2 separate regions of the Mus musculus genome follow, and region 1 is linked to region 2. Evidence: chromatin loops called from intact Hi-C (ENCODE). Cell type or tissue: heart. All regions are shown on one strand. Each heading gives the region's core, and the rest is flanking DNA. Links, peaks and the distances in the headings are about the cores only. Region 1 has its middle 39 kb from the start of Ppp4r3a. Region 2 holds the start of Atxn3 (ataxin 3).

Region 1 (6,605 bases), core at 697-5,696, 840 kb after region 2:
CCACCTATGGTAATTTAGGGTTTTGCTGGGTATAGTAGCCTGGACTGGCATTTTGTTCTTTTAGGGTCTGTATGACATCTTCCCAAAATCTTCTGGCTTTTAGAGTCTCTGTTGAGAAGTCTGGTGTATGTCTGATATGTCTATCTTGGTGTTTTGATTATTATGTGGAGAGAGGGATTTCATTTCTGGTCCAATCTTTTTGGTGTTCTGTAAGCTTCTTGTATGTTATTGACATCTCTTTTTCTTTTCTTTTCTTTCTTTCTTTTTTTTTTTTTTTTTTTTTTTTTTTTTTTTTTTTTTTTGGCTTTTTGAGACAGGATTTCTCTGTATAGCCCTGGCTGTCCTGGAACTCACTTTGTAGACCAGGCTGGCCTCGAACTCAGAAATCTGCCTGCCTCTGCCTCTCACGTGCTAGGATTAAAGGCATGTGCCACCACGCCTAGTTTTGGCATCTCTTTCTTTAAGTTAGGGAAATTTTCTTCTATAATTTTGTTGAAGATGTTTATTGGCCCTTTGAGTTGAGAGTCTTCACCCTCTTCTATACCTATTAATCTTAGTTTGGTCTTTTCATTGTGTCCTGGGTTTCTTAAAGCTCTTTGCTTTTTGATTTTCTTTGACTGTTGTTATCAATGTCTTCTACACCTGAGATTCTCTCTTCCATCTCTTGTATTCTGTTAGTGATGCTATGCTTACATCTGTGACTCTTGATCTCTTTCTTAGGTTTTCCATCTCCAGGGCTGTCTCCCTTTGTGTTTTCTTTAATGTTTCTATTTCCATCTCTAGACCCTGCATGGTTTTCTTCAGTTCCTTCACCTGTTTGATTGTGTTTTCCTGTATTTCTTTAAGAGATGTATATGCTTCCTTTTAAGGGCTTCCACTTGTTTATCTGTGTTCTCCTGTATTTCTTTAAGGGGGCTGTTTATAGCATTCTTAAAGTTCTCTATCATATTCATGAGATGGAATTTTAGAGCTGAATCTTGATTTTCAGATGTGTTGGAGTATCCAGGGCTTGGTGTGGTGGGAGATTAGGTTCCGATGTTGTCCAGAAGCATTGGTTTCTGTTGCTTATGTTCTTGTGCTTGCCTCTTGCCATCTGGTTATCTCTAGTGCTAACTGGCCTTGCTGTTTCTGACTGGAACCTGACCCTCCTATAAGCCTAGTTGTGTCAGAACTCATGGAAATCCAGCTATCTCTGTGATCCTGTGATCCTGTGATTCTGGGATCCTGGGGTCCTGTGATCTTGACATTCTGGTGTGCCAGAGCTCCTAAGAATCAAGCTTCCTCTGGGTGTTGAGAGGCATGGGTGGGGGACCAGAGCCCTGGGTCCACTCTGGGAGCAGGTACAAACCAGACAGATCATGTGCCTCTTGCTGAGAGGGTGTTCCTGCATCCCCTGGGTCCCAGGGGTCCCAGTTATGCCAGGTATTTGGGCAGAGTTTGAAGCCTCACCTGAGAGTCTGGTTGTCAGAACTCCTGGGAGACAAGCTTTCTCTGCGTGTTGCAGGACTGGGTGGGGAGCCAGAACTTGTGGGCCTGCTCCAGACACAGGTAAGCTATTAATTTTTACAAGTTCAAATTATCTATTATTTCCTTTATTAATAGTGCTTTTTGTATCTTATATTTCACTTAATAACTATTTTCTTATCCCAACATTATGAAGCTGTTTTCCTCTCTTCTAGTGGGTAGGCTATTTCAGATTTCATACATGGGCCTATGTAGAATCTCTAATTTTATGTGTACTATGGATTGATAATTTTTCTCCCACTGGAGAGATGGTTCAGTGGTTAAGAGCACTAACCGCTCTTCCAAAGGTCCTGAGTTCAAATCCCAGCAACCACATGGTGTCTCACAACCATCTGTAATGAGATCTGATGCCCTCTTCCAGAGTGTCTGAAGACAGCTACAGTGTACTTACATATAATAAATAAATAAATCTTTTTAAAAAAAAAATTCTTCCTTAAAGCTGCTCTGACCTCAGATTAGATGTTTAAAGATCTAAGATATTCTCTTTTCTACCCTCCTAGCAAGTGTCCTAACATATCCATAAATAGCACATCACCCTACAATTTTTGTAAAACCTATGATTGTTATTGTAACTAAATGTAGTTACAATATTATATCACAAGTGTTGTTCTCTACAGAACTGTTACCCATTCTTCTGCCAGTCTAAATGCAAGTAGTTGTAAAGCCCTTACAACCCTTAGATGATGAGATAAAGAAAGAGAGAGGGAGATGACAATATTACAGTGAATACAAAGAACAACTATCCATTGGTATGTATGGATTTCAAAATTTTAGATTCTTCTAAAGATTAAAAATATTCAGAAAAACTTGGCTTTTGTCATTTTCTAACAATAAAGTGTAATGATTATTTATACAGAGTTGACATTGTACTAGGTAATTTATAGCTAGCAATATATAATATAATATATGAGAATGTGCATAGGTCATATGCAAATGCTGAATTATTTTTAAAGACCTATCTATTTATTCATTTATTATTGTATGTGTGTGGATGTTTTGCTTGCACGTCTGTCTGTGCATTGTGAGCTTTATGTGCCTGCAGAAGCCAGAAAAATGATAGAATCTCCTGGAACTAGATTTATGGGTTAACCACCATGTAATTGACAGTCAACTTGAGTCTTCTGCAAGAGCAGTAAGTGCTCTTAACCATAGAACCATCTCTCCATTCCTAATGCTAAACTATGGTAAGGGACTTGAATACCCTCTGATTTTGGTGTCTGTAGAGGGGTCTTGGAAATGCTACGAAACAGTCAGACAATGTCTATGGTATGACTGCCACCTGGTGGACAATAGTCATAAGACACATCAATGATAAAATTTCTTAATTTCCAAATATCTAAAATATGAAACAAGTATATGATTACCAATGCTAAACATTGCTAAACAATGCTAAAAGTTTTTTATTAAAAAGTTCACTGAACAATGAGAAAAGTATGCAATTTCTTAGAAAACAATACTACACATAAAAATGTGAGTATGTGAGTAAATATTTCTCAGAACATCGTGATCAAATAAACAAAACAACTTGACCGTTAATAATGGGAGAAAAGGGATCTGAAGACACATCTCAGTTGTGAAGAGTACTTCCAGATGACCCAAGTTCAGTTCCCAGTACCACATCAGGCTTAACTGTCTGTAACTCCCGCACTAGATGAACCAACACCTCTGGTGCTCTTACCCACGTACAGACACACACATCTTCACATAATTACAAATAATAAAATGAATCTAAACGTAATGTATTTTCTGTGCCTTCAGATGTCAGAAAATGGATCAAATCTCCTGGAACTGTATTTATTGACTGTTGTTAACCATCATGTAATTGACAATCAACTTGGGTCTTCTGGAATAGCAGTCGGTGCTCTTAACCATAAAGCCATTGCTCTATCCCTAATGCTAAGCTATTATATGTGTAAAGAACTTGAACATCCTCAGATTTTGTTGTCTGTAGAGGGTCCTGGAAGTTCCCTCTTTTTTTTTTTTAAGATTTATTTATTTATATTATATGTAAGTACACTGTAGCTGTCTTCAGACACTCCAGAAGAGGGCGTTAGATCTCATTATGGATGGTTGTGAGCCACCATGTGGTTGCTGGGATTTGAACTTTGGACCTTCGGAAGAGCAGTCGGGTGCTCTTACCCACTGAGCCATCTTACCAGACCGGAAGTGCCCTCTTAAATCCCCAAAAGCTAAACTTTTGCCATACCTGAAGATGATACAAAATAGGACTTCTCAAATTAACATGAATGAATATAATGCTCAGAATTTCTTTTACTTTCTATTTTATTATCATTTATATATATATTACAATCAGAAATATTTTAAAGTAAATTTATTATAATTCACTTAAAATGTGAAAGTAGAAGAGTATAGAGAAGAGAGCCACCAAGCTTGTCTGACATGCATGAAGCTTGGGTTCAACACCCAGCTCTGCAACAGAAAAGAAAAACTGAATAAGCATGAAAAGGGGGTAGGAGGACAAAGCAGAATACTTAGAAAATATAAAACAGGACAGCCCTAGGTTGAACTTGTCTATAGTTGTCACAAAAAGTATTGTACATTCTTATTCTGTGACATTTGTTGGGGGCCTCTTATATGCTCCACACTATTCCACTCACTAAGGATTCTTGTGATCCTTTTTCTCATGGAGTGTACACACTTTTCAAGAAGTATTAATAGTTAAAAGCACCAAAAAAGAGGTTGTATGGTTAGAGAGAGAACTCAGTTAGTAAAATATCTGCCCTCTAAACATGAAGATTTGGGTTGAGTCCTGAGAACTCATGGAACAATGCCAGATGAATTGGCACATGCCTGTAATCCGAATGCTAGGAAGCCAGGTCAGGAGAATCCGTAGGACTCGTGGACCAATCAGTCCAGCCTAATCTTTGCCCTCTAAGCTAACAGAAATCCTGCCTATCCTCTGCCCTGTTTATGCACATGTAAACACACACAAATGCTTCGGTGGCTTCAAGATCTGTGTGTGTGTGTGTGTGTGTGTGTGTGTGTGTGTGTGTGTGTGTGTTGAGATAGCATCTCACTATGCTAGAACTAACTATGAAATCAGCCTAGCCTCAAATTAATAGAAATCTTCCTGCCTCTATCTCTCTAGTGCTGGGATTAAAGCCTTGCACCACCTTGCCCAGAAAAAGTTACTGTGTTAGTTAGTTTTATATTGCTGTAAAGAGACACCATGACCAAAGCAACCTATAGAAGAAAGTATTTATAAGGGACTTGCTTATAGTTTTAATGATTAGAGTCCATGACCATTAAGGCAGGAAACATGGCAGAAAGCAGGCAGGCATGGGTCTGGAGCAGTAGCTGAGATCTTATATCCTCATCTTCAAACACTATGCAGAGATAGAAAGCTAGTGGGAATCACATGAACCATTTGAAATGCCAAAGCCTACCCCTAGAAACACATCTTCTTCAACAAAGCCATACCTCCTAGTCCCTCCCAAAGACTTCCACCTACTGGGGACCAAGTATTCAAATATGGTATCCATTCTCATTGAAATTATCACATTAACTACCTTTACAGAGTGAGCAGATCTGGAGGAAAAGAGGAGTAAGAGATGAGAAGGTAAGTCCTGTGCATTTCCAAGAATAATTTGTTTCCCATTAAAAGCAGTGTCTTGCTTTACACTTTAAAATCCTGAAATAGGTTACCAGGAGAGAAAAATTAAGGCAAAAATAGTAAAAAAGACAAAACATTAAAATGGAATTAACATGGCAGTTACACTGAGAGAAAAAGATGGGTGTTATATGACTTAGAATTCTCCAGATAGACAACAAAACTGGAAATATATATGTGTATATATAACCAGTTAAAATATATAAATAGTAGGTTATTAGACTTTTTTTCACCATACAGCCTTGGTAGTATGACAATGGCTGTCTTCACCCTGGAAAGGCTAAGAACCTGGTAGCAGTATAGTTTATGAATCTAGATGCCTGAGCAATCCCAATCTGGGATCCTACTGAAAGGCTGGAAGATTCCTTGGGATCCACTGGTCTTTATTTCACATTGGAACCCAAAGAAGCTGGGTTCTTATGTTACTAAAAGATGCCAGCAGGACCAAGGTAGAGGAAGGAAGATGAGAGGCCAAGGCAAGCAGACAAAAGTTTTTCTCCTGGACCTCCTTTTATCTGGGCTGCTACCCAAAGGTGCATTCAGATTTTGGTGAGTCCCACTTGAATTAATTATGGAAATAGGTTAGTTGATTACAGGTCCAGTCAAATTGGTAACCAAGATTAAATGTATTTTCAATTATGTTATTTGCAACTTAATATGGGTTTATCCGGATATAATTTCATCAGAAGTAAAATAAAATTACTTTGAGGCAAAACTTTATAGAATTTATTGATGTATCTAGTTTTATGTTGAGGTCTTTGATTCTCTTTGACTTGAGTTTTATGCAGTGCGATAAATATTAATCTATTTGCATTCTTCTACATGCAGACATCCAGTTAGGCTAACAACACTTGTTGAAGATGCTTTCTTTTTTCCACTATATGGTTTCTTAGTCAAAAATCAAGTGTCTGTGGGTGTGTAGATTTATTTCTGGGTCTTCAATTAGATTTCATTGATCAACATGTCTGTTTCTATACTAATACCATTCAGTTTTTATTACTATTGGTCTGGAGTACAGCTTGAAGTCGGAGATAGTGGTACCTTTTATTAAGTTCTTTTATTGTTCAGGTTTATTTTAGCTATTCTGGTTTTTTTGTTTTTCCATATGAAGTTGAGAATTGCTCCTTCAAGGTCTGTAAAGAATTGTGTTGAAATTTTGATGAGAATTACATGGAATCTGTAGACTGCTTTTGGTAAGATGACCATTTACTCTTCCTACCTATCCATGAACATGGGAGGGCTTAGTCTTGGACACACTGATACAGGAGATTACTTCCTGAACAGAACACCCATGGCTCAGGCACTAAGATCAACAATTAATAAATGGGACCTCATGAGATGTAAAAGCTTCTATAAGGCGAAGGAAACTGTCAATAGGATAAAACAGCAGCTTACAGATTGGGAAAAGATCTTCACTAAACTTACATTTGACAGAGAGATAATATCCAAA
Region 2 (6,605 bases), core at 1,091-6,090:
AAGTTTACAGGTTGAAAGGTGTATTAGCATTAAGAGGATATGACTGTGTCCTGGTCATGAGAGTATAGCTGTCCCCTACAAGAGAAGCACATGCTCTTAACCATGGAGCCATCTCTCCAGCCCTCCAGTTACCCTTTAAATAAGTGTATCCCTATAAAGGAGGCTGAAGGGAGCTTGCTGGTCCTCTTTACTCTTCTGCCACATAAGGACACACAAAAGGCACATCAATGAAAAAAAAAAAAACTCTCCTGAGACATTTGGTCTGCTTTAGCCTTCACCTTGGACTCCCCAGACTCCATAACTGAGCATTTAATCTCTGATGGTAATTTACCCTGTGCAGCCACTTATAGTAGCCCAGCTTCATATACTCACTTGAACAATTACATCTTAAAAAAAAATCAAAACACTAGTAAACACTGCATTTTCTTGTTAGGAGGCTGTATTTTCCTGGTTAAGCCACAATTCCTTAAGCACATAGGCTATCCCCATGTTGTGTGACACTGTTCCTGGAGAACTGTGAACATCTACCCAGAGAACTGATACCACCAAAGTCCAACTTGGTGAACCAATCAGTTTTATTGAGATTACTAACTGGAGCAGAAATGACACCAAAGCCCACTCCAGCAAGTCAACAGCTCACAAAATCTGGAAACATGGGTCACACTACATACCTTGCAGATAGCTTAACAGAGTGAAATGTCCCTTACAGGCAATGTGGCTCATCTTTGCAGGCAGTTCAGTTGATGTGAGCCTCTTCTAGGCAACTCTGCTTCTTGGAGAGTGTCTCTCAGTAGTCCTACTGTTTATGTATGCTTGGGGAAGGAGGAGCCTAGTGAATCTTGTCAGTTTCAGGGACTTCCTGAAGCCTCCTAGTTGTTTACTTTCTGAGCTAAAGACACCCTTCTGTAAGACTAAATGTTCTCCCTGTTCTTAGAATATTCTATGACCTCACTAGCTTCCTTGCATGATGGACTTCATCTCCCTTTAGAATATCCTTTGTGGTAAAGAGCTTCCCTCCAATAAGGACAGCTCTACCTTTTGTTTTATCTCAAGAGGAAACTGCATACAAAATAGTCAACAAATGATATGGCAGCTCCTTGAATTAGCTAGCTGGTTGTCACTGGCAGTCTTTATTTTCTTGCCTCTCACTTCCTTTCTTTTCTTGAACTTGTCTCACAAAAATGATCTCAACAACAAAACTGAGCAGTTTCTTTTGAGTCTTTCTGCCCCTGGACTTCCTGGGAGCATGTGACACGGACTTGTCCTTGAAGCATTCCCCCGTGGGCCTTCCACTTCAGTACACTCAGCAGCATTTGCACCCTTTGTGCCTACTGCTCTATCTTCAGGGCTTAGCTCTCCATCCTCTTTTCAATCTCTTCCTTTTCTCTAAGATTATACTCAGCGTTTATGGTTTTAGTTACCTTGTGTTTTAAATTTGTTTCTTTATATTTCATGTGTAGGGGTGCTTGCCTGCGTGACTGTCTGAGCATCCCTGTGCATCCCAGGTACATTGCAGAAGCAACAGATCCCCTGAGTCTCGAGTTACCAACTGCTGTGAGCCTTTATGTGGGTTCTGAGAATCAAACCCAGGTCCTGTACAAGAGAAGCAGCAAATGCTCTTAAGGACACACCCATCTCTCCAGCCCTTCTAAACAGCAATGACTCTCACCTCACAGCTTAAAACAGCTTCTGAAAACTCCAGGCCTGTCATCTATCACTCTACAGAAGGACTGTCTTAGTTAGGGTTTTACTGCTGTGAACAGACACCATGAACAAGGCAAGTCTTATAAAAAAAACAACATTTAATTGGGGCTAGCTTACAGGTTCAGAGGTTCAGTCCATTATCGTCAAGGTGGGAGCATGGCAGCATCCAGGCTGTCATGGCGCAGGCAGAGCTGAGAGTTCTAAGTCTTCATCCAAAGACTGCTAGTGGAAGACTGACTTCCAGGCAACTGGGGTGAGAGTCTTAAGCCCACACCCACCGTGACACACCTACTCCAGCCAGGTCATACCTATTCCAACAAGGCCACACTTCCAAATGGTGCCACTCCCTGGTCCAAGAATATACAAACCATCATAAGTACCTTTAGTTGCAGAGATATTTAAGCTCAGTATTTTCTAAATTAAAAGCCTTTTCTTCTCTTCCCAAGACCCTACTCATTCTGTAAAGTATTTCTGGTTGGAGTATCACTTCTGCTTTACATGGTACCTAGAGCAGAAACCCACAAGTCTTTCCTAACAATACCCCCATCCCACCCCAGTCCCTCATCAAAGTCTTCTGTTTCCTAAAGCTTCAAAGTGGTCTCTCTCCATTCTCAAATCACTACTGGAGTCCTGACCACCAGAGTCTCTTCATTTCTCCCCAAATGCCTTTCAAGTATTGTTCCCCAGTGATCCTCTAAAATCCTAATTTGACCCCATGTCTCTAGTTTTAAAAATCTTTAACCGCCTGTAGCTTTTTTTTTTTTTTTTTTTTTCCCGGTAGGGAGGTGGTGGACAGGGTCCTCCTATGTAACCCTGGCTACAGGCTGGCATAGAGCAGCTGTCCTCCAACACAACATATGCCTTCCTTACCTTCAGGTACAATGAGCCTTTAGGAGACTGGGCCTTTGCTACATTGAAGAACCTAAAATGGTTCCACCATACAAGATACAACGCCCAATACAACGCTTAATCTTTGTCAATCCCCCCCTCCCCACCCCCATCCCCTGCGCGAGCCACTCAATATTTTGCTGGATTTTTCACTTCCTCACCAACGCTTCCTCCTTCAGAGATGGCGTATTTACCCCAGGACCTGATATTCATTCCAACAGCCAACTATGTTGGACAGTGTGCTGTGCTAATTTCTTCGTACCTACATTTCTTTATTTGTATAATATTACAAAAGACACACACACATCAAAAAATGCCGTATTAAATTGCGCTTACAACTGGACTATTCTAAGTCAGTCCTAACTAAACATTAGCTATAGTTTTTACACAAATATTAGGTATGTGGAGAATGCCTCTTCTGGAATGAAGTCTTCAGTGGGAGAGGAGTTGCTCACATAAAGATGAGGAGAAAGGACCAAAGAAGGTGGAGATGGAAAAAAAAAAAAAAAAGAAAAAAAAGAACCTAAAACTTGGCTGCGAGGATTCTCTTCTAGAACCCTAGAATCACAAGATTGTCCCGCGTAGAGAAGTTCCTCCGCACAGCAGGCGGCGCCGCAGCATCACGCTTGCCGCGGGGAGGACCAACGCCGCCCAGGTCACGTGTCCCGTGCTCCCGGGTTCGCGTGCCTCGTGACGTGCGCCCGCAGTAGTGATTGGTTGGCGAGAGGCACGTGGCTAGGGCGGGGCGGACCGGGGCTGAGGGGTGGGGCCGGGGGCGGAGCTGCTGGAGGGGGCTGCTCCGCGCCGGGGCCGTTGGCTCCAGACAAATAAACATGGAGTCCATCTTCCACGAGAAAGTGAGTGTGGGCGTTCGGTGGGGAGCCGTCCTCGGCTCGGCGGCGGGCGTGGGGAGCAGCGACGCCGCTTCAGGAACTCAGGCGGGGCCCGAGCGCCCCCATCCCGACCTGGCTGGGTGAGGGGTGCTTCCTGCCTTCTCCCCATGGCTCCGCTCGTGAAGCCTCCCGCATGCGTTCCCGGCACCCTCGCCCTAGAAGACCGGGCGGGTAGCCTGGGCATTTCGGGGGGCTTCACCCGGAGGATTAGCGCGGGCGTTCCTTGTCCACTTGCCACACCTTTTCGGGTTTCTTCTCTCTTCTCTCTTAGGGTCTAGTCTAGCGAGTCGCCTTTTCAGCACCTGGCGGACCCTTCCCAACTCCACCCACGCCCCCTAACCTGTCCTCTGGCAGATCCAACTTTCTCTCTCAACTCAGTTCTATAATGGAATGCTCCATGCATTTAGATCTTGATTATCCATCCCACGTCTTTCTGCAGTTGTGACCGTGGCTTTCCCATTAAAGGGCCTGACACTTCGGAAGTAAAGTAGGAAACCCCGGAGGGAAGTCGTCATAAGAGTTTTTATTACGGGGATGTTTGGGTTGTTCTCCCATTTTTCCGGACCAGGAGGCCAGCTTTGTTTTTAGGTATTATGGATAGATTAGAATCGTTCTACTGTGTGATTTGGCTTAGTCTCTTCCTCACCTTAATTCCTAAGTGACTACGCTTAAAAGTATTGCTGTGACATCTTGAGAAACTGGTCTATGTTCGCATACAATTATCAAGTCATTTGGGTGTTTCTCGGACAACCATGTTTCATAATCATTTTAGGTTTGGAGAGGGTTGCTAGTTGAGACTATTATTTCGTTGGGAGCAAAGGCCTTTGTTTTTATCACTTGTAAAGGAGCATTGACTCATAGTGTTTAAAATCCACGCACAACAAAAAGACAAAAATGATGTGAATCTAAGGACGTTGTTAAATGAAGTGCTCTTAAGAAGACATTTTGAGTGTTTTGGAACTGGAACAAGTTAGTTTGTGACAGGATTTCTTGTAGCCCAAGTTGGCTCCAGACTCCCATCGTCCTGTCTCTGCCTCCTGAGAGCTGGCTGGGATGATGGCCACGTGCTATGACTGAGTGAGCTCCCCCTCCCGGCCCCCTCCCCACATTCATTTGTAATTAATTTTCCAAAGGTTTTGGAATAAGACCCATTTTAAACATGTTATATTTTGAACACTGTATACACTGCTTCATGAGACTCTTGCCATTCATTCTATTTAAAAAAAAAAGTTACTGTTTGTGTGTATGTGCTGGTGTGGAGGTCAGGGAGGACTTTATAAAGTTCTCTCTTCCCAACTTGGTGTGAGTTCCGGGTGTCTCAGGCTCTTAGCAAGCCCGTTTACTCACTGAGTCATCTCTAGGGTGAATGAAAAAAGAAATGGGAAGGACATGACTTTTCCTAGGGATGGCGGAGGAGAAGGTTTATTAAAGAGATTTGGGAGAGCAGAGCCAGGGGCAGACATATTTGGGAGAACCCAGAGTGGTCTTGACCCTGAGGGGAAGGGAGAAAAGGGAAGGAAATACAGCAGCCAGGAGCCAAAGTTGCAAACCATACAAAAAGAGGGTGGGTAACCAAAATGTATGGATTACATAGGCAAGAGCCACTAGGGGAAGGGCAGCATAGTCCATGCTCTGGAGAGTTCAGGGTAGAGGGCCGGGTATACCAGCCATACCCTGTAACAGGAGGGACTAAGGGATGCTGGGACAACCTGGAGGCCAGGTCCACTTCCATATGTTAAATAGGTACCTCAGCCACTAAGCCTGGGATTAAAACTTAACATAGGGCACTTAAACAATGCATTAAAAAATTATTTTTGGCCAGCAATGGTGGTATACCTGTTTTTGATATTTTATTTATTTACATTTTATTTATTTATTTTGGTTTTTCGAGACAGGGTTTCTCTGTATACCCTTGGCTGTCCTGGAACTCACTTTGTAGATCAGGCTGGCTTCGGACTCAGAAATCCGCCTGCCTCTGCCTCCTGAGTTCTGGGATCAAAGGTGCACGCTACCACGCCCAGCTATTTACATTTTAAATGTTATCCCATTTTCTGGTTCCTCTCTACAAACTCCCAATCCCATCCCCCCCCACCCTCTGCTTCTATGAGAGTACTTCCCCCCACCACTCCCGCCTACCCGCTCTGGCATTCCCCTACACTGGGGCATCAGGCCTTCACAGGACCAAGGGCCTCTCCTCCCATTGATGCCCTACAAGGCCATCCTCTGCTACAGCTGGAGCCATGGGTCGCTCCATGTGTACTCTTTGGTTGATGGTTTAGTCCTTGGGAGCTCTGGGTGTGGGTGTGGGGTCTGGTTGGTTCATATTGTTGTTCTTCCTATGGGGCTGCAGACCCCTTCAGCTTCTTCAGTCCTTTCTCTAGCTCCTCCACTGGGGACTCTGTGCTCAGTCCAATGGTTGGCTGTGAGCATCTGCTTCTGTATTTGTCAGGCACAGAGAGAGTTTTAAGATAGCCAGGGCTATCCAGAGAAACTCTGCCATTAAAATCCAAAAAAAAAAAAAAAAAAAAAAAGGTGTTTGCCAGGGTACTGTGTGCTCCTAGTGCCCACTAAAGCCAGAAGATCTGGAACTGGAGGAACTGGAGTTAAAGAGGCCACGTGAGCAGCCACGTGGGTGTGAGGAATTGAACCCAGGTCCTCTGGAAAAGCAGCCAATACTCTTTGTTTTGTTTTGTTTTTTGAGACAGGGTTTCTCTGTATAGCCCTGCCTGTCCTGGAACTCACTCTGTAGACCAGGCTGGCCTCAAACTCAGAAATCTGCCTGCCTCTGCCTCCCAAGTGCTGGGATTAAAGGTGTGCGCCACCACCGCCGGGCTAGCAGCGAGGACTCTTAACTGCTGAGCCATCTCTCCATCTCCCCCAATACCTTCTTGACAGTACTGTTTCTCATTGGAGCAGATTTCAGTGGAGGTGACTACTGAATTGGTATATGCAAAATGCTAGGCTTACAAAGTGCTTGTGAGTAAGCATGGAAGCCCGAGTTCAGATCCCAGTGTGTGTTGTATTCACCAATACTCGAGGCAGGGAATGGACAGACAAGTGGGTTTCTGGGTGCTGCCCCGTCAGTCAGTCCAGCTGAATGGTGAGCACTAGACTCCACTA

Evidence for each region. Peaks named below come from ENCODE experiments on the same cell type or tissue, not always from the same donor. Only the 100,000 strongest peaks of a DNase experiment are listed, where the experiment ranks them.
Region 1: a loop joins it to region 2, with 31 times the contacts of the local background. A loop is called at or near these places in 6 of 42 quality-filtered maps.

The regions. Positions count from the first base shown.
Region 1 is chr12:101,119,376-101,125,980 of GRCm38, reverse strand. No RefSeq gene overlaps it. Among named protein-coding and RNA genes, the nearest start is that of Ppp4r3a, 39 kb to the right of the region's middle. In heart, for the core only: a CTCF peak has its summit at 2,804 (motif pointing left); no DNase peak of the experiment used is centred there.
Region 2 is chr12:101,954,978-101,961,582 of GRCm38, reverse strand. Atxn3 (ataxin 3) reads left to right here and starts at 3,340. Exons shown (of 11, transcript NM_029705.3): 1 at 3,340-3,449. The coding sequence starts at 3,426. In heart, for the core only: a CTCF peak has its summit at 3,193; a DNase peak (open chromatin) is centred at 3,302; H3K4me3 peaks cover 2,007 bases; H3K27ac peaks cover 1,577 bases.